2 separate regions of the Homo sapiens genome follow, and region 2 is linked to region 1. A link is an interaction called in ENCODE POLR2A ChIA-PET data of the cell type or tissue named here. Cell type or tissue: HCT116. All regions are shown on one strand. Each heading gives the region's core, and the rest is flanking DNA. Links, peaks and the distances in the headings are about the cores only.

Region 1 (8,103 bases), core at 3,104-8,103:
AGGCCAGAAAGAGGGCTGTCAACAGGAACTGCGTCTGCTGGCACCTTGATCTTGAACTTCCCAGCCTCCAGAACTGTGAGAAAGAAATCTCTATGGTGTAAGCCACTAGTCTGTGGCATTGTTATAGCAGCTCGAGAAGACTAAGGCAGATGGGCTTCCAGGACTGGCCCAGACCAGCCAGGGCTCCTTGTAGAAAAGGCTGATGCCAGGGTTGGCACATGGAGGGTACAAGGAGGACTCGCCTGGAGTATCTTAAGGAACCTATCGAAGAATAATGGCTTGTTCCACTGGCCAAAGATGGGACAATTTGAACATCAAAAGAGATACTTACTGACTCCACTCCTGACTTCTGCTTCTGAAAAAATGAAGTAGGTGTTTTCCCTATTCCTCCCACTAAGTACAGTTAACAACCCTGGATGTTACATATAAAACAAACAAAAAGACTCCGAGCGATGGAGAGAAGGCACCCTAGCCTGGCTGGGATCCTCAGGACCTGAGGCTCCACAGAGAGAAATTCCTGGAATCTGGACCCCATGGCCCAGTCAGGTTACACAAAACTGATCATCACAGATCTGTAGAACTATACAAAAGTGCTAACATTCATGATTAGGGTCTCAGAAGGTAAGGAGGAAGAGAGTGGAATGGAAAAAGTATTCAAAAAAATAATCACTAAAGGCCAGGTGCAGTGGCCCATGCCTGTAATCCCAGCACTTTGGGAGGTGGGACAATTGCTTTAGACCTTGCAACTGGCCTGAGCAACACAGGGAGACTCAGTTTCTCCAAAAAAATAAAAAATTAGCCGATCATGGTGGTGCGTGCTTATAGTCTCAGCTACTCAGAAGGCTGAGGCAGGAGGATCAATCGCTTGAGCCCAGGGGTTTGAGGCTGCAGTGAGCTGTGATCATACCTCTGCACTCCAGCCTGGATAACAGAGCTGAGACCCTGTCTCAAAAAAAAAAAAAAAAAAAAAAAAAAAATGTATATATACACACATTGGAATATTTTTCAGCCCTTAAAAAGCAGAAGGTTCTGTCATTTGTGACTTGGATGAACCTAGACGACATGATGCTAAGTGAAATAAGCCAGGCACAGAGAGACAAATACCTCGTCACCTCACTTATGCCTGGAGTTGAAAAAAGGGCCTGGGGCAGTGGCTCACGCCTGTAATCCCAGCACTTTGGGAAGCCAAGGTGGGAGGATCACTTAAGCCCAGGAGTTCGAGACCAGGCTGGGCAACATGGCAAACCTGTCTCTACAAAAAGTAAAAAAATTAGCCGGGTGCAGTGGCACATGCCTGTGGTTCCAGCACTTGGGAGGTTGAGGTGGGAGGATTGCTTGAGCCAGGGCGGTCAAGGCTGCAGTGAACCATGATAGTGCCCCTGCACTCCAGCCTGGGTGACAGTGAGACCCTGTCTCAAAAAAAAAAAGTTAAATTCATAGAAGTCGACAGTAGAATGGTGGTTAGCAGAGGCTGGAGGAGAGAGAGGGTGGGTTGTGGGGAAAAGGGGAGACACCGGTCAAAAGGTACAAAGTTCCAGTTAGGAGGAGTACATTCTGGTGATTTATTGCCCAGCGTGGTGACCAGTTAATAATGATGTATACTTCAAAATAGCTAAAAGAGGGTTTTAAATGTTCTCATCACAAAGAAATAAATATTTGAGGTAATGGATATCCTAATTAGCCTGATTTGATCTTTTTTTGTGTTTTTTGTTTTCTTGAGACAGAGTCTCACTCTGTTGCCTAGGCTGGAGTGCAGTGGCGTGATCTTGGCTCACTGCAACCTCCGCCTCCCGAGTTCAAGTGATTCTCCTGCCTCAGCCTCTGTAGTAGCTGGGACTACAGGCATGCACCACCACCCCTGGCTAATTTTTTGTATTTTTTGTAGAGACTGGGTTTCACTATGTTGGCCAGGCTGGTTTTAAACTTCTGACCTCAGGTGATCCGTCTGCCTCGGCCTCCCACAGTGCTGGGATTACAGGCATGAGCCACCGTGCCCAGCCGATTTGATCATTCCACAATATATGCATGTAACAAAACATCACACTGTACTCCATAAATTTATACAATTATTATTTGTCAATTAAAAATAAAACTATAGATAAGTCAAACTGGTATTCTAAAAAATGCTCCACCAGCCACAGTTGGGCAAGAAGAAGCAAAAATGAAAACTGGGAATAAACAAAGTGATAAAAAAATCACAAGGAGACTATCCTTGGCAACATGGCAAAACCCCATCTCTACAAAAAAATACAAAAATTAGGTGTGGTGGTATGCACCATTGTCCCAGCTACTCAGGAGGCTGACGTTGGAGGATCACCTGAGCTCAGGAGTTCGAGGTTGCAGTGAACCATGATCATACCACTGCACTCCAGCCTTGAGTGACAGAGTGAGATCCTGTCTCAAAAAAAATAAAAAAGAGGTTATCCTGTCTTTTTAGTCAGGATAACCAAATAGCCCTGGTCAATGAGGTAAAGCTATACTTGACAGATGGATTCTATCAAATATATTAAGAATGACAATTAGAAAATCACTTTGAGGCTGGACACGGTGGCTCACGCCTGTAATCCCAATACTCTGGGAGGCCAAGGCAGGTGGATCGCTTGAGGTCAGGAGTTTGAGACTAGTCTTGGCAACGTGGTAAAACCCTGTCTCTACTAAAAATACAAAAAATTAGGCATGGTGGCCCCCACCTGTAATCCCAGCTACTGGGAGGTCGAGGCTGCAGTGAGCCGAGATTGCACCATCGTTCTCTAGCCTGGGCAACAGAGTGAGACCTGTCTCAAAAACAACAATAAAAACCTAAAACTTTATTTTCTTTTGAGACAGGATCTCAAAGCGAACTTTCGTATTTTTAGTAAAGACGGGGTTTCACCATGTTGGCCAGGCTGGTCTTGAACTCCTGGCCTCAAGTGATTCACTCCCCCCTCGGCCTCCCATAGTGTTGGGATTTCAGGCATCAGCCACTGCGCCTGGCCAAAAACCCAAAACTTTATATTCATTGAATAGCAACTACCCATTTCCTCCTTCCCGGCAGCTCCTGGCAACCACCATTCTACTTGCTGCTTCTGTGTGTTTAACTGTTTAGGTACCTGATATAAGTGGAACCATGAAGTATTTGTCTTTCTGGGGTTTTTTTGCTTGTTTGTTTTATGAGACAGAGTCTCGCTCTGTTGCCAGGCTGGAGTGCAGTGGCACGATCTCAGCTCACTGCAACCTCTGCCTCCTGGGTGCAAGCAATTCTCCTGCCTCAGCCTCCCAAGTAGCTGGGACTACAGGTGCCCGCCACCACACCTGGATAATTTTTGTATTTTTATTAGAGACGGGGTTTCACCATGTTGGCCAGGATGATCTCGATCTCCTGACCTCGTGATCCACCCGCCTTGGCCTCCCAAAGTGTCGGGATTATAAGCGTGAGCCACTGTGTCCAGCCTAAGTATTTGTCCTTCTGTGACCAACTTATTTAGTGCAATGTCTTCGAGGTTACCCATGTTGTTGCATGTGGCAGTATTTCCTTTTTTTAAAGGCTGAATAATATTCCATCATATACCACATTTTTTTTAGGGGGGCAGGGATGGGGATAAGGTTTCACTCTGTCATCCAGGCTAGAGTGCAGCAGCATGATCACAGTTCACTGTAGCCTCTGACTCCCAGGCTCAAGCAGTCCTCCAACCACAGCCTCTGGAGTAGCTGGGACTACAGATGCATACCACTATGCTAATTCTTTTCTTATATAGAGATGGAATCTCCCTATGTTGACCAGGCTGGTCTTGAACTCGTGGGCTCAAGCAGTCCTCCTGTCTTGGCCTCCCAAAGGGCTGAGATTACATGCATGAGCCACCATGCCCAGCCTATTATATATCACATTTTAAAAAATCCATGTATCGGTTGGTTGTTTCCACATCTTGGGAATAATGCTTCAATGTGTGTTATCTCTTCATTGGGGTGGCAGTTACATGACTATGTGTTTGTCAAATATTGCAGTCTGAAAGGGGTAAATTTTACTATATGTAAATTATACCTTTATTTAAACAAGAGAACAACAAAGAAATTACTCCATAGATTATTTGGTGTTCACAAGGTATGAACCATATGTTTTCTAATGCAGAGGTCTGGCTGCCACAGCCCCTGTCTTGATCAGTTTCAGCTCCCAATAAAGTGGGACAATGAGATATTGGGTGCCTCCTGATATGATGCAATTCAAAGTACAGAGCAGTGGCCAGGCGTAGTGGCTTATCCCTGTAATCCCAGCACTTTGGGAGGCCGAGGCAGGCAGATCACCTGAGGTCAGGAGTTTGAGACCAGCCTGGCCAACATGGTGAAACCCCGTCTCTACTAAAAATACAAAAATCAGCTGGGAGTGGTGGCATATGCCTGTAGTCTCAGCTACTCAGGAGGCTGAGGCAAGAGAATCACTTGAACCTGGGAGGCAGAGGTTGCAGTGAGCCAAGATCGTGCCACTGCACTCCAGTCTGGGTGACAGAGCAAGACTCCATCTCAAATAAAACAAAACAAAACAAAAAACAACGAAGTACAGAGCAGCACCTAGGAAGTATCCCTGAATATTTATATAATCAAGCCTTTAGATCTAATTCCCAGCATGCAGGATGAACCACAGATAGAGGACCAATCTCTGTGACAATATCAGTGACACCCTGAGGATACATTCAGACAAATTGAGAATGTGATGCAGCATCTATCTCAAACAACAACTGGCTGAGACTCTTCAGAAAGGTATCATGAAGATAAAAGAAGGGGATGAAGTGGGTGGGAGAGGGAAGGTGGTTTCATCTAGATTTAAAATTATTAAAAAGATATAATCCAGCCAGGCGCGGTGGCTCACGCCTGTAATCCCAACACTTTGGGACCCCGAGGTCGGGGGATGGCTTGAGCCCAGGAGTTTGAGGCTGGCCCAGGCAACATAGTGAGACCACATCCTTACAAAACATGAATTAGCCAGGCGTGGTGGTGTGTGCCTGTAGTCCCAGCTACTTGGGAGGCTGAGGCTGAGGATCACTTGAGCCCGGGAGGTCGGAGGCTGCAATGACCCATGATTGTAGCCTGGGGGACAGAGTGAGACCCTGTCTATATGTGTATATATATATATATTTGGGACAATTGGGGAAATCTGGATGTGGACTAGCTATTAGATGATATTAAGAAGTTACTGTTGGCTGGGCATGGTGGCTCACTTCTGTAATCCCAGCACTTTGGGAGGCCGAGGCGGGCAGATTACTTGAGGTCAGGAGTTCAAGACCAGCCTGGCCAACAAGGCGAAACCTCATCTCTACTAAAAATATGAAAATTAGCCAGGCATGTGGCACACGCCTGTAATCCCAGTTACTCGGGAGGCTGAGGCAGGAGAATCACTTGAACCCGGGAAGTGGAGGCTGCAGTGAGCCGAGATTTCACCACCGCACTCCAGCCTGGGTGACACAGTGAGACCCTGTCTCAAAAAAAGAAGTTACTGTTAACTAATTTCTAATAACTTAGATATTATTAGATATTGTCAACTAATATCAAGTTGTTAATTCTATTCATTTATTATGGCAGAAGTATTTTAAAGTAAATTAGACAAATCATGACATTTCATACCCAATACTTTAACATGCATCTCTAAAAACCAATTTCTTACAAAGCCACATAATTTTATTACGCCTAATAAGGAGACGTAGCAGGGTAGTGTGAAGGAGGGGAAATCGTGGCGATGGGTTAGGTATACACTTAGAATGAAGTGCAGACTCCACACGGAGGCCCTCCCGAGGCCCAACCGGACCTGACCTGGGTTTGCTTCTCTGTCTTCACCTGCCAGCACTAACCCGCAGCTATACTCCAGCCACACAGGACTTCTTTGAGTTCTTTCAGTGACCAATCTCTTTCTCGCCTCAGGGCCTTTGTACTGGCGGTTCCTTCCGCCGGACACGTCGGGTTTCCTCGTTTTTGCGGACTGGCGCTTTCTGATTTCAGAGACTCTCCGCAACAGAACCATCTCAAGTGGGTCTACCTCCTCGCCTTTTTTTGTTGTTGTTGTTGCTTGGCTGCGCTTCTGACAGGGCAGGCCGTGATGATGTTTGTTTATGAGTTAGGTCTGACTGTTCGTTGGTGCTTAAGATCCCCACCGGGTCCCTAGGGCCTGTGCGTACCGCGCACCTGTGCACGTCCTGCGCGCAGCTGCAGGCGACTCCGCTCTGGCTCGTCGCTGCTGTTTCCTGCTGGGGGTGCCGACCCTGTCCCACGCTAGCTGGGTGACTTCCCCCAACCGCAGAGACAGCGGCGACCCGGGGCCTCAGACCTGCCCCCGCATCTCGCCGGCGCCAGGCAGTGGGAAGTCAGGTTCTTCCGCCACCTCCCAGCCAGGTAACTGCCCCGAAGCCTGCCCCAAAGCCTGGAACCCCCCAAGCTCGGGGACCCCACCCCGAAGAATCGCGACCGCTTCCCTGAGGGACTACACCTCCCAGCGGCTCCCAGCGCGCTCCCGGGCACCGCCCGTTCTGGCGTTAACCCTTTAGTGGCTGCAGTGGCGACGAGCGGAACGGAGTGCGGGTTCCCGGGGAGGGGGCGTGCAGGATCGGGTTGTGGGGGGTGCGCTGTAGGGCTAAGGAGAAGATGAGCTTTGGGGGGCCCTGAGGAGGAGGGGAGTCAGGATTAACCGAGGACAGGGTCGCAGCGGGGGCATGGGGAGGACGGGCCCGAGAGCGCCGCTCCTCCCCAAAACTAGGATTTGGAGCCTCACGTTCTCCCGCAAAACGAGCCCTGTGGGTGCCAGGCCAGGGGCGGCTCCCAGGTGTGGAGGGGGCAAGGTACGGGCGTCTGCCGTCGCTAAGTGCCCCCTTCCACTTAAGGCACACCTTCGCCTCCGATTCCGAACCGCCCGGGGACAGAGGCAAGTGGCAAAGCAGGGAGGGCGGAGGTGAGGAGTCGATACCCCCCACCCCAGGGACCAGGCGCTGCCGCGGGCCCTTTCCCTCCCCCAGGCCCGGGGCAGGAGCTCGGGGAGCCCTTCCTGGTGCCCGCCGTCCTCCTGCGGAGCCATGGGGAGCGGCTCCAGCGCATGGCGGCAGCCCGCCCGCCTCGTCCTGGCCCCTGCCCTGACCCGGGGGCGGCCGCGGGGATGTCCGGTCCGTGGGGCAGGCCCGGTTCTCGCTGCGGCCAAGCGGCCGATTCGGCCGCTCCCGCCGCTCCCCCGCGCCAGGCCGAGCTTCGCTCTTTCCCTCGGTGGTGAGCGGCCAGATCCAGGCGGGTCCTAAGTGTGGGGGGAGGGGGGCGCAGGGAGGGGCGGCCACGCGATCCTAAGACCCTTTCAGATGGTGGGAGAGCCTGGAGAAAGAGACAGCGTGTGCGGAGGGGGTGCTCCCTCAGATGGGGGGTCAGGAAGTCTCCCTCAAGTGTCTGGGACAGAGGGACAGCAGGGGCCAAGGCGGAGATGAGATCCGTGAGTGAGGGGAGCCGGGAAGAAGTAAGGCTGCAGCCGCGGCCCCGCAAGGATTGGGACTTTCGTCTAAACGCGGTGGAAGCCCATGGAAGGAAGCGGTTAGCAGCAAGGCAGAGTCCTGCTCCCTCTGCAGCCCCAGCTCCCAGCGCCCTGGGCTTTCCAGGCACCTGTCCGGGTAGGGGATTGAGGGCCGTGGCCAGGCCCGCACTTTCCTGCCAGCCGCAGCTGGCCACATGCCCATCTGACCCTCCGAGTTCTCCTCTAAAAATGGGGCTGACAGCCGCTACCTCACAAAGTCCACACCGGGCTCAACCCGCTGCCTTCCTCCCCAACAGGACTCTGCCACCCTCCCTCAGGATGCCTGAGGGCCCCGAGCTGCACCTGGCCAGCCAGTTTGTGAATGAGGCCTGCAGGGCGCTGGTGTTCGGCGGCTGCGTGGAGAAGTCCTCTGTCAGCCGCAACCCTGAGGTGCCCTTTGAGAGCAGTGCCTACCGCATCTCAGCTTCAGCCCGCGGCAAGGAGCTGCGCCTGATACTGAGCCCTCTGCCTGGGGCCCAGCCCCAACAGGAGCCACTGGCCCTGGTCTTCCGCTTCGGCATGTCCGGCTCTTTTCAGCTGGTGCCCCGCGAGGAGCTGCCACGCCATGCCCACCTGCGCTTTTACACGGCCCCGCC
Region 2 (11,424 bases), core at 3,408-8,407, 330 kb after region 1:
GCCCTGAGGCTCCAGCCTGAGCTCCTGGGAGGGGATGTGGTGTAGAGACACCCTTGGCCAGGCCCCTGCCTCAGGCTGGCCTGGGGCGCCAGAGAGACCAGGCTTGTAGAAGGAACGGAGCAGGCTCACGCGGAGCCCTGTGCACGGTGAGCTCAGGGTGCAGAGGGATCTCTGGGGCCCTGGTCACCCTCCCTGGGGAGTCCTGCTTTTCAGTGTGGCAAGAAGCGCCTTGCTGTGTGACAGCCCTCTTCCCCTCCCTGACTCTTAGTCTCCCCTGGGTCCTCTGGGGGCCCTAACAGCAGGATGTACCTGGCCTCCTGCCCGAAGCCTCTCAGAGTGGAGGAGGACCTAGGAGGCTGGACACTGAGATGCGAGAGGCGTCATAGGAGGGGCGGTCCAGGGGCAGGGTGGGGAGGAGACTTCTCTTGCTCATTCCTGGTTCAAATGTTTCAGATGTTGGGATGCAGGGAAGAGGTGACTCTGGTCCCCAGATGCAGGTCAGCTGCCAGAGGCTGGCCAGGGCTTCCCACCCACTGACCCTGGCTGCACTCAGAGGCCTCTCACATTTCTCTTCCTCTCTTCAGTCTACTGTCAGGGCCAGGCATATCCCCTGGGACCCAGAATCTGTCTCCATTGCCCCCAACCCTGCGACACCCTCAAGAGAGGTCTAGAGGGTGGTGACTCAGTAACTCAGAGAGGGCCTTCTGGAGATGCCGCGGCCTCAGAACCCCTCTGTAACCCAATGCTGGCCTCTCAGGCCACGTGCGGGGATGCCTGGCTTTTCTGAATCCTTGCTGCTTCCTCTGGCTTTGAGAAGCAGCACACTTGGTCCTCCTGTTGGGAGGGTGGACACCAGCAGAAGCCTTCCTTGTAAAAGTTTCTAGGAGGCACCTGTGGTGGTTCTCCTCCCCCTCCCCCTTGGTACCATGTCCCAGCCTTGGGATCCCCAAGTCCCCCCACTCCCTTCACTTTGCTGCTGCAACCCCTTGAGAGGTGGCTGGGGAAGGACAGGGGTATGGAGGTCGAAACTCAGGCTAATAAATCTAGGGTGGGGAGCATTTATTTTAATTTTTGTCTTGCAGCTCTTTGTAGAGGACCTAGCCTTTCTCTACTGAACTGAAGGGGTTTGGTCCCATCACCCGAAGACTGGCCCACCTGCCCACACAGGTGGGGGCACAGGAGGTCTGGGAGGCCCCAGGAGGTGGAAGTTCAGAGGCCTGCCTGGCCCTGTCCATCCCACTGGCTGAGGCCAGGCCGGAGGGCCGACCCCAGGGGCCCTCTGTATGCAAGCCGACGCAGACAAGGGCCCAGTGCATAGTTAAGACACAAACACCACACAGCTGTCCAGAGCCTCCAAAGCACTGTTTATCCAGGCTCCATGGAACCAAGTGCCCCCAGCTGCCTGCCCTAGTCCTCAGGGGGGCACTGGCACCGCAGTGGCCTCGGCCTGAGACCCTCGATGAGCCCCAGCCTAACCTGCTCCAAAGCCACTGACACATGCATGTTTAGCCCTTGGCCCATCAAGATGGGGCCCTGGGAATGAACTGGCTGCAGACCCTCCTCCATCCCACACCCCCAGGGGCTCCATCAGTCCTGGCTAGCTCAGCACCATGTTAAATAGCTTCCTTGCAATCTCCCTTAAATAAACCCATCCCCAGAGCAACCTACCCACCCTGCACCCTGAATATATTATCCTATTGGCTTATGCCTTCTAGACTGGAGGCGCTCTCTCCTCTTGCCCTCTACTCCAGGGGATACCATCTCCCTAAAAAACCAGGGGAGGAAGTTTTTTTCTCAACTCTGGGGCAGAGACAAAGGGTGGCCTGGGTTGGAGTGGAAAAGCCAGGAATAGCTTCCTCTGTCCCTTCCCTCCCCAGGGTACTTCCTTCTCCTTGCCCTCTTAGCAGCCTGGGTCAGGCGCGACTTACCCAAGGTCACAGACCCAGGACCCAGAGTCATGACCCATGTAGGAGGTTACCCTGGTTTTGACAGCCCAAACCAGCTCCAGGGCAGGAGGACTGAACTTAAGCCTGCCTCCACCTTGGCCCCTGCAGTTCTCCAGGCTCGGAGTGAGCTGAGGGAGGTTCCAGCTCTTGACTCCACTCTGTCCCGGACCCCTGGGACTATCTCCCAGGACCCTCCACCCCTGGTGTCTCCAGGTCTCTCTTGCTCTGGGGATACTCAGACAGCACCAGGCATGGAAGCAATGGGGCCCGGGACATGGGCAAGCCTGTCCCTGGCCCGATCAGCATCTGGGCCCAGGCCAGGCCTCACACCCAGTACTGGCCATTCTTAAGGGCAGGGTTGGGTGTCCGGCAGAACTGCAGCAGCTCTGGGTCAGGCTGGCCTCCTGGAGGGGGCCCCTGGCCAGGCACAGCTGTGAGCGGGATGGCCTGGCCTGGCTCCACCTTGCGAAAGGTCTCGGTGTCACCAGCCAGGCCGTTGCGGGGCTTGGCAGTCAGGACCTGGACGTCATGCTTGCCCGTCTTGTTGCGTTTTCGGAGGTAGAAGAGCAGGGGCAGGATGAGCGCCAGGAGCAGAAGTACCAGGCACATGGGGATGATGACGCTGAACATGTTGGCCTCAAGGAAGCTCAGGAAGCCTCCCTTGGCCACAGCGGGCTCAGGGCTGGATGCCATGGGGCCTGGCTCGCCTGTGGGGGTGCTGCTCTCTGGCTTCCCTGCTTCCGTCCGGGCGGCCTCGGGGACACTGAGCAGGGCCACGCTGTAGGGCCGGGCAGCATTGTAAGGCTCAGTGGCAAAGTCCAGGGAGGCCACAGCAGGCGGGACGCCCTGTGCCCACAGCTCCAGAGTGAGACTGTCACCTGCGGGGCCGGGGGCCCTCCCCTCTGGCCTGCCCACCTCCAGCCCCAGCCTCCCGTCCTCAAGGTCCTGCTGAGTGAACTGCTCCACCAGCTGGCTGCCCCCGGGCTCCGTCCTGGCTCGGGGCACGCGGACCACGCGGCCATGCCGGGGTCCCTCCAGGAGGCGGAAGCGCGGCACACTGCCTGTGCGGTTGGCCAGCTCGCCAGCATCTAGGACGGTGGGGTCCAGGCGCAGGGTGGCACCCTGGGGCCATGGCCCACCTGCCCACACATGCAGCAGAGCCCTCACAGTGACGTTCACTACGGCTGATGCATTGACACCCCTAGCCAGTGCCAGGACTCTGAAGTGGTCATGAGAGGAGGAGAAGTTGGTGAAGGCAAAGACCACCTCGCCCTGGTCTATCTGGAATTGGCTGAAGGCCGAGGTGGGCCGCCCGCCCACCAGGAGATGCCCATACTGGGGTCCCTGGATGAGGCGGTATGCTGCCTCTGGCTCCTCCCGATCTGAAACCACCCGGAGCTGCTGCTGGCTCAGTGAGGAGCGCCCCAAAGCTTGGGGCACCTCCAGGGGTGCCCGCAGCTGCACCTCGATGGCGGATGGTAGGATGTCCACAGCCAGGGACATGGGCAGGGGTGGGCTGGCCCCATCAGACATGCTCAGCTGGAAGATGCCTGCCACGCTGCTCCCGTTGGCCACGAAGGCCAGCCGCCCTGAATCCACATCGGCTTGCGTGAAGCGGGTCACGGGCCCCAGGCCACCACCCACCAGGCTGAGGAAGCCGTTGTGGGGTGCCCGCTGGACCTCGTACTCAATCTCCCCAGGAGCTGAGTCTGGGTCCACCACACTCAGCTGGGCCCGGGAGATGGGGGCACGAGAGCCTCGGGTGAGCCGGAGTGGGACAGAGGCCTGTGGCTGAGGGGGCCGCTCATTTACATCCCTCACCGTGATGGCAAAGGCCTCTGAGGTTTGGGGTCCAGCCACGGAGGCCCCTGCTGGCCCCTGGAGGTGGGCACGAAAGTGGAAGCCATCCTGCTGGGTGCCCCCACCGCCGTGGGCATACACTAGCTGCCCTGCAGCCAGCTGGGACTGCAGGAAGTGGGGCTGCCCAGCATGGAGGGGCTCCTCGGACACCAACAGCTGGCCCCGGCTGGGGAACTGTGTGACCTGGAAGAGCACATCATGCTCTGAGCGCTGGGGTGATGGAACGCTGGCCAAGAGATTGGAGGCATCCAGAGCAGCCACGGTGATCCTGGCCCGCTGGCCCTCGGGGACCCAGAGACCTGGGGGTGGGACATAGGCTATGAGGGTCCAGCCCACTGAGGGGAGAGTGATGGACCCTCAGCTGGGGGTGCCTCAGGGCAAGGATGTGCCTCCCCCCAACCATCAAGCCAGGTCCTCCAGGGTGGGGCTCAGGGTTCCCAGGAGGATAAGGACTATGTCCCCGCTGTGATGTCAAAGCTTCCCCACTCACCCTCCCTGTGACTTCCCAGGTCCTGGGGGCTGAGACAGGAGCTGCTGACCCTGGCCTCGTGTCCCCTCCTCCTGGGCCTCTCCCATTGTCCCTCCCCACAATCTTGCCAGCTTATCATGCTGTTCACCTTTGTTCTTCCAGAGGTGGCTGGGGCGCTGGGGACAGGCAGCCTCAAAAGACACAGCCACAGCAAGGGTGGCGGCCACGTCCCGGGCAGGCGGCGAGGACAGCTGGAGCTCTAGGGTATCATGGGCCTCCCAAAAGGGCTCGGGGGGCATCTCATGCTCATACAGAATATTCCCAGCGTAGACCTAGGGGAGACACCATCGTGGGGTGAGAGGCAGGTCCAGCCTGTGTTGTCCAGACACTGAGCACTTTTGTCTCCTCAGGCCCCACTCTGGGCTCTCCTGGGTGTGCCCAGGTCTGTGCGTGTGACCCGCTGTCTCCCTCACTAACTCACTGGGTCACATCAGGCAATGCAGTGCAGAGCTGGGCTCTGGAGCCGGAGCCTGGGCTCAAACCCCAACTCTGCCACCCTGGGGAAATCGCCTAATTTCTCTGACCTCTGGGGAATGCAATGATCTGTCTGTGCTGCTCTCTAAAGCGAGTACTTCCTCTTGTGCACAGGATCCTATCCCCTCTTGCCTTCTGAAGACACCACTTCTACTGTCTCTTGGCTTTCTCCTATGGTGTCAGTTCCCCCCAGATGCATCATTCCCTTCATTATGCAACTATGCTATTCTTTTGTCTCACTTACATTAAAGCTATTTAATTAATTATTATTATTATTATTTTGAGACAGGGTCTTGCTCTGTTGCCCAGACTGGACTGCAGTGGCGTGATCATGGCTCACTGCAGCCTCGACCTCCAGGGCTCAAGCGATCCTCCCACCTCAGCTTCCCAAGTAGCGGGGACTGCAGGCACATGCCACCACACCCAGCTATTTTTTTTTATTGTTTGTTGAGACAGGGTCTCACTATGTTGCCCAGGCTGGTCTTGAACTTCTGGGCTCAAGCGGTCCACTTGCCTCGGCCTCCCAGAGTGCTAGGATTACAGGCAGGAGGCACTGCACCTGGCCAGAAAAAACTATTCTTGACTTCACATTTTCCACCAGCTTCACCCCTGCCCCTTTGCTTCTCTTTGCAGCAAAACTTCAAAAAGCATAGTCCACGCTCTCCCCCAGGCATTCTTGGGTCTCTCTACCCAGGATTTTGCTCCCCCATCGCCACATCTCCTTTTGCCAAGGGCACCAGAGGCCTCCGTGTTGTTGGATCCAGCGGTCGGCTCTCAGCCTCCTCTTAACTGCTCAGTGGCACTGGTGCCGCCAAGCAACCCTTCCTCCAAGAGAGCCACAGGCTCTGGGATACTTCACTCTGGGGTTCCTCCTACCTCACAGACTCTCCTGGCTGGTCCTCCTCTTCTCCCCAACATCTTATGGCCAGGTCTCCAGGCTCTTTTCTGTCTACAGGCACTCTCCATGAGTCCTTATTCAGTCTCCTGGCCTCAAATGCCAGCTGTGCTGAGACCCCCTTATTTGTAGCTCCAGCCTAGCCTGCTCTCCCCTGAACCCCAGACTCATGTTTCCAGCTACCTCTGCCGATATCTAATAGACACCTCAAACTCAACCTGCCCCGGCTGCACTCCCGATCGGCCCCCACCTCCTACAGTCATCCTGCTTCAGAGACTATAGCTCCGTTTTCAAGGGCTCAGGCCACACCCTTGGAACCACCCTTGCATCCTCTCTTTCCCTCAAACCACCGCATCTCTCACCTGGATTATCGTAACAGCTTCCTGTGTCCCAGCTGCAGTCCCCCGCCCATTACATTTTGTTCCTAACACAGCAGCCAGAGTGAGCCTTTTGAAAGGGAAGATTATGGGGCTCTTTGGCTCACATAGTGCAGTGTCTCCCCATCTGACCACTAAGGCCTGGCTGTGACCATATCACCCCTGCGACCTCAACTCCCCTCACCTCCACTCCAGACACACCTGCTGTTCTATGGTGCTGCCTGCAGTTCAACACCAAAGAATATTCTTCGCTCCAGGAAGAAAAACGGTTTTCTCCACCTCCAATCACAATGTGTTCTTTTGGCCTATCTTTTGCTCCCCACCCACCCTTTTTTTTGAGACGGAGTCTTGCTCTGTCGCCCAGGCTGGAATGCAGTGGCACGATCTTGGCTCACTGCAACCTCCACCTCCACCTCCCGGGTTCAAGCGATTCCCCTGCCTCAGCCTCCTGAGTAGCTGGGACTATAAATGCGTGCCACCACGCCCAGCTCATTTTTTGTATTTTAGTAGAGATGGGGTTTCACCATGTTAGCCAGGATAGTTTCGATCTCTTGACCTCGTGATCCACCCGCCTTGGCCTCCCAAAGTGCTGGGATTACAGCTGTGAGCCACCGCGCCCGGCCTTATTTTCCCCTTTTAGGAAACACTGGGAACTATTTTCTTCTCAGAGAAAAACAGGACTTGCCCAATAGTAACATGGAAACTTAACAGGGTCTTAACCTGTGAAGACTCTAGGAGCAGAACCCGGAGTAAGGGGGAGCAGGGGCCGGAGTAAGGGGAGCAGGGCCCCGTCTAAGATGGGGCAGGGCCTGGGCTAAGGGAGAGCAGGGCCGGGCTAAGGGGAGGCAGGGCCCAGTCTGAGGTGGGGGCAGGGCCTGGTCTAAGGGGAGCAGAGCCTGGGCTAAAGGGCAGCTGAGCCCAGTCTGAAGGAGAGCCGAGCTATCTGAATAGGGGCTAGCACCTGTTCTAAAGGAAGTGGCTGCTCCCCTGCTTTCGCTGTAAGAGGGAACACAGGCCTTTTAAGAAAATGGGAATCAAGTTTTTTGTTTAATTTCCCAAAGGTTATATGTTGACAATTAACTTCAAAGTATTAGCTGCTTTTTGTAGGCCAAATAAACACGTCTGTGGGCCAGATCTGGCCCAGGACTAGAGTTGCCAGTGGCAACTTCTGGCCCAGGCTGAATGGTGGGCAGGAAGGAAATGGAGCCCCCAGGAGTGGGAGTGGGAGCTGATGCCTGGGTACGGGAGCTCTGTGGGTGGGAGTGAGACAAAAAACAGGGTCTTGAGCTCTGGGGAGCAAGCAGTGTCCTCCAGTGAAGGAAATCCTGGACTCGCAGGCAGAAGTTTTGCCTCTTACTCGCCATGTGCTCTGAATAAAGTTACCTGCCCTCCACGAGCCTGTTTCCTTATCTGAAAAATGGGGACACCTGACCCCTTCCCTGCCCAGTTTAGTGTTGTGGGACAGGGCTGCTGTCAAGACAATACCCAGTCCTGCCCTCCTCCCAGAGTGGGCCAGGGTAGCCCACGTAGCCTCTTCCCTGCTTTCCTGGGTGGCACTGCCAGCCTGACCCCCTGGTGTCCATTCAGTCTAGTCCTTCATATTTCTGGGGCACGGGGAAGCTCTGAGTAACGTGGGACTATAAAGTGCAAGAGGGTTGCTGATGGCCTGGTCCCGTGCCCTCTCCATTCCTGGGCATTCTTGACAAAGGCTCCCAGCAACTGAGGGTACGCAGCAGCTGCAGACACCAGCCTGACAAATATCTCATTGTGGGGAGGGGGCCATAGCAGGAGTGGGGAGCCAGGGAAATACAGAACCTGGGACTGGGAGGTGTTGATGTGAGAAGCCCAAGAAACTTCATTCCACCTGTCAAAGCCACCTCCTTCCAGATGCCCAAATCTGAGCCACTTGCTGGGCAGGGACTTTGCCTTTGCACTTGCTGAATACCATCTGCACCTCTCAGGAGGGAGAGTGCCAGGCTCAGGAGTCCCTGCCGAGCTAGGAAAGGGGGCTGGGGTGGGCTCTGCCATTTTTTGAAGGCTGGCAGGGGGACCCCTCAGGAGGTACTTGGGGCAGTACCATATGCTGTGGCTCCTGAGTGAGAGTCAGCTCTGCGCCCCACAAGACCACTCCCTACCCAGAATTCACTGTCATCATGTGCTGGGTCCAGATGCCCATGCAGCCTCCTGGCGGGAGCATCACATGTGCCGCCTGCCTGGGATGGCCCATGGAAGAGTCTGCCCCGCTCTGCCCTGCTATGGAACAACTCCTGTTCTGTCTTCAGCGAGTGGTGTTCATTTAAGTGATGACTGGGCTGGCCCCCATGGCACAGTTATCACAGAGAGTCTGCTGCTACCCATGGCTGAGAGCTCTAATTCTTCCTGGTGGTCTCTGAAGCCACCAGGACGGATGAACAGCAGCTTCACCCTCTTGGCTGACTCAGCTGCCTTTCATCAGCTCATCTGCCCCTAGGATCCACTCTGCCTCTGGCTGGCACTTGACCTGAGCCCCAGGCTCACACCTCTGCCCACAGGCCCAGCCGCTGCTTCACGTCCAACTCCATCCCCCACCAAGCACTGCCCCTCATCAGCTACTGGGGTACCACTAGTGCCCCCACATGGTGCCCCCTCTCCAGACCCTCGGGTCCGGCTGTAGCTTCCTTCTGGAAGCTATACCCCAAGACCCCAGCCCTGCTCTAGGGCCCTGTATCCCCGACTTTCTGCATCCTTCTCCCTCCTTCTGGGAACATGAACTTGCCCTGCCAGCCTGGCGGCTCCTGGAGGACAGGACACTAGCGCCTGGACAATGGCAGGCCCGGGAACGTCTGCTGCCAGTGATGCTGGAGCTGGCATCCATGTCCACATGATGTCCATGGCACAGCGGCCACCTGAGGCTGGGGGCATCTGAGTGGTGGCTGCAAAGTTGGGCCCTTACCTCTGCCTGAGTGAAGTTCACCAGGGCCTCCCCTGTGCTGTCCTGCTGGGCGTGGAACAGCCGGCCTAGCTGGGGGCCCCGCACCACACGGTAGAGCAGGAGCTGGGGGTCAGTGCCTGCGCTGGAGCTGGCCCTGAGGGTCTGACTGCTGAGTGGCTGGACGGACCCTGCCAGAGGCAAAAGGGGATATCAGATTTTGACTGGGAGCCAGGTCCAGGCCTGTGTTTGCAAAGAGGCAGCGTGACCCTGGCATGCCACCCTCAGCTCCGCCCCAGCTCCTGGCACCCAGGAATGCCCATGATCAGCACACCCACCTGGGCAGACAGTCAGTGTCTGGCTGCCCTTCAGCGAGAGGAGCACTTGCTTCTGGGCCGTCACTCGGAAGAAGTGTCCGGGGGAAGTGTGCTCGCCGTCAGAGAGGCGGAAGCGGAAGCCTCCATCCAGGGTTCCTGGGGACAGGGGCATTGGGTCCAGCTGGCCCGAGCCGGCTCCCCATCTCAGGGCACCCCCGTGGGCAGCAGGAACCCGAGGCCCGGCCCTCAGCACCCACCTCTGTGTGAGAACAGCACGAGCCCGCCGTCCAGCTGGGCCTGCGTGAAGCTGCGCACCTCAGTGCCCGGCGCCCCCCGCAGCACTACCCGCCCGTTGCTGGGCTGCTCGATGGTGTAGACCAGATCCTCAGACCCAGAGTCGCCGTCCGTGCTCCTCAGAGCCTCCGCAGGGATGGGCGCAGTGGCCCCCTCCCACATCTGGGAACACAGGCCTGTGAAGGTTCTGCCTTGCCGCACTCACCCACCCCTTCCTCCCCGGCCCTGGGCTGCCACCAGGGCTCCAGTCCTGCTGCGGCTCAGCCCCTCGGGTGGCATCGAGGCTGGCGCCACTCTGGCTCCCCTGCACAAAGGGCCTCCCGCATTCACCTTCCCTGTCACCCCAGGGAAGGCCCCAGGGAAGGTCACCCTCCAGGCCCAGCCTCCCTGCTCTCCATCTGCCCTAGTCCTGTGTGTCCCTCAAGGCCAGCTTATGTCCCCTACCCAGGAAGGCCCCAGCTCTTACCCTCACCAAGTTCTCACTCCCAGAAACCCCCAGCGCTGACCAACAGTGCTCCCTAATCTGTCTCACTGGTGGGACAGGGGTCTCCTTTCAGAGCCTCCGTGTGTGCCTGGCCGGGGCCGGGCACAGGTGGGAATGGTGATTTTAGAAATGGGCCCTCCTTCCAGCTGAGGGAGGGGTGCGTGGCGCAGAGAGTGGGGGGCTGATGGTTGGCACTGTTCTGCAGCACAGAATCAGCGTGGGATGGGCCCAGGTGCTTCCAGAGCAGTTAGGGGCCCTCCTTATGTTGGGCAAAGGGGACCCCTTTTTCAGGCCTCCCACTTGCAAGCAGAGCAGGTGCCTGTTCCTGAGGTCCTGGTACCAGTCTTGCTGGGTCAATTACTTGCGGGCAGAGCTGCAGTGGGACTCACATGCCCGGAAAACAGAGCCTTCTGGCATTCCTGGGCTTCCTCCCCCGGCCCCAGGGAGCCCTCAGGCCCAGCCCTGGCAGGAGGGGCCATAATGTTGCGGGGCAGGACCCCAGCACTAGGCTTCTGGAGCAAACACAGGTAGATGGCACCACCTGGTGGCTGTGCTGCCACACAGCCGTCCTGGCCTGTGGTTCCAGAGCACTGTGTCCCACTCTTTGGCGGCTTCCGCACCACCAGGCCACCCGCTACGGGCACATCCTAGACCACCAAGGCCCCGCCCCCACCCCCGCCCCAGGCACCCCATGCCAGAGACAGCCCAAGTCAGCCCTTTATGGAAACTTCAGTGGCTCCTGCTGACCGGGGAGGATGCACCCCAGAAGCTGGGGTTCAAAGCCCTGCCATGTGGGCTTTGTAAAGCCATGCCCTTTCTGTTCCACCAGAACTACTTTTGCAACCATGGAGAAGTTCCATCCCACGTCTGGGCCTCAACTTCCACCTGCAGAGTGGGGCCCTTACCTCTGCCTGAGCGAAGTTCACCAGGGCCTTCCCTGCACTGTCCTGCTGGGCGTGGAACAGCCTTGTGCAGGAGTTTGGGGAGCCAAGCCATGGCCTTCACTTGCTGGGTGAAGGTGGGAAACTTAACAGCTTCCGCCCTGATGCCTGCCCTTAAGGGCTTGTAAGTGATTCTGTCAGATGTTCTGGTCCTTAGCCACAGAAGAAGGAACAGCAGAGCCACCCGTGGCCGCTCAGAAGTCTGCCTACCATACTTGCAAACATCCAATAAAAAAACTTCCCACCTGTGTTCTATTTCAGCACAATCTCACTTCTCTCCTTCCAACAACCCCGTGAGGCATGTGGCAGCGTCCCCATTTTGCAGAGGAGGAAACTGAGGATCAGAGCTGGGGGAGCTCTGAGCCGCGAAGTAGGGGACGCTGGCCTCTTTCTCGAAGC

Evidence for each region. ChIA-PET counts read pairs that join two places held together with the same protein. Peaks named below come from ENCODE experiments on the same cell type or tissue, not always from the same donor. Only the 100,000 strongest peaks of a DNase experiment are listed, where the experiment ranks them.
Region 2: POLR2A ChIA-PET joins it to region 1 with 6 read pairs; 2 of 35 experiments call an interaction of 5 or more read pairs at or near these places.

What each region holds. Positions count from the first base shown.
Region 1 is chr15:75,341,120-75,349,222 of GRCh38, forward strand. It overlaps NEIL1 (nei like DNA glycosylase 1), which reads left to right and starts at 5,920. Exons shown (of 10, transcript NM_024608.4): 1 at 5,920-6,354; 2 at 7,765-8,103. The coding sequence starts at 7,787. It also overlaps a transcript of COMMD4 not described here. RefSeq lists an enhancer at 5,672-5,721 and a silencer at 6,942-7,131. In HCT116, for the core only: no CTCF peak of the experiment used is centred there; DNase peaks (open chromatin) are centred at 5,882 and 6,482; H3K4me3 peaks cover 2,413 bases; H3K27ac peaks cover 2,574 bases.
Region 2 is chr15:75,673,280-75,684,703 of GRCh38, forward strand. CSPG4 (chondroitin sulfate proteoglycan 4) reads right to left here. Exons shown (of 10, transcript NM_001897.5): 6 at 9,564-9,762; 7 at 9,328-9,462; 8 at 9,014-9,180; 9 at 4,424-4,607; 10 at 1,043-4,105. The coding sequence ends at 2,271. Among named protein-coding and RNA genes, the nearest start is that of SNX33, 31 kb to the left of the region's middle. RefSeq lists enhancers at 1,039-1,826, 9,178-10,022. In HCT116, for the core only: no CTCF peak of the experiment used is centred there; no DNase peak of the experiment used is centred there.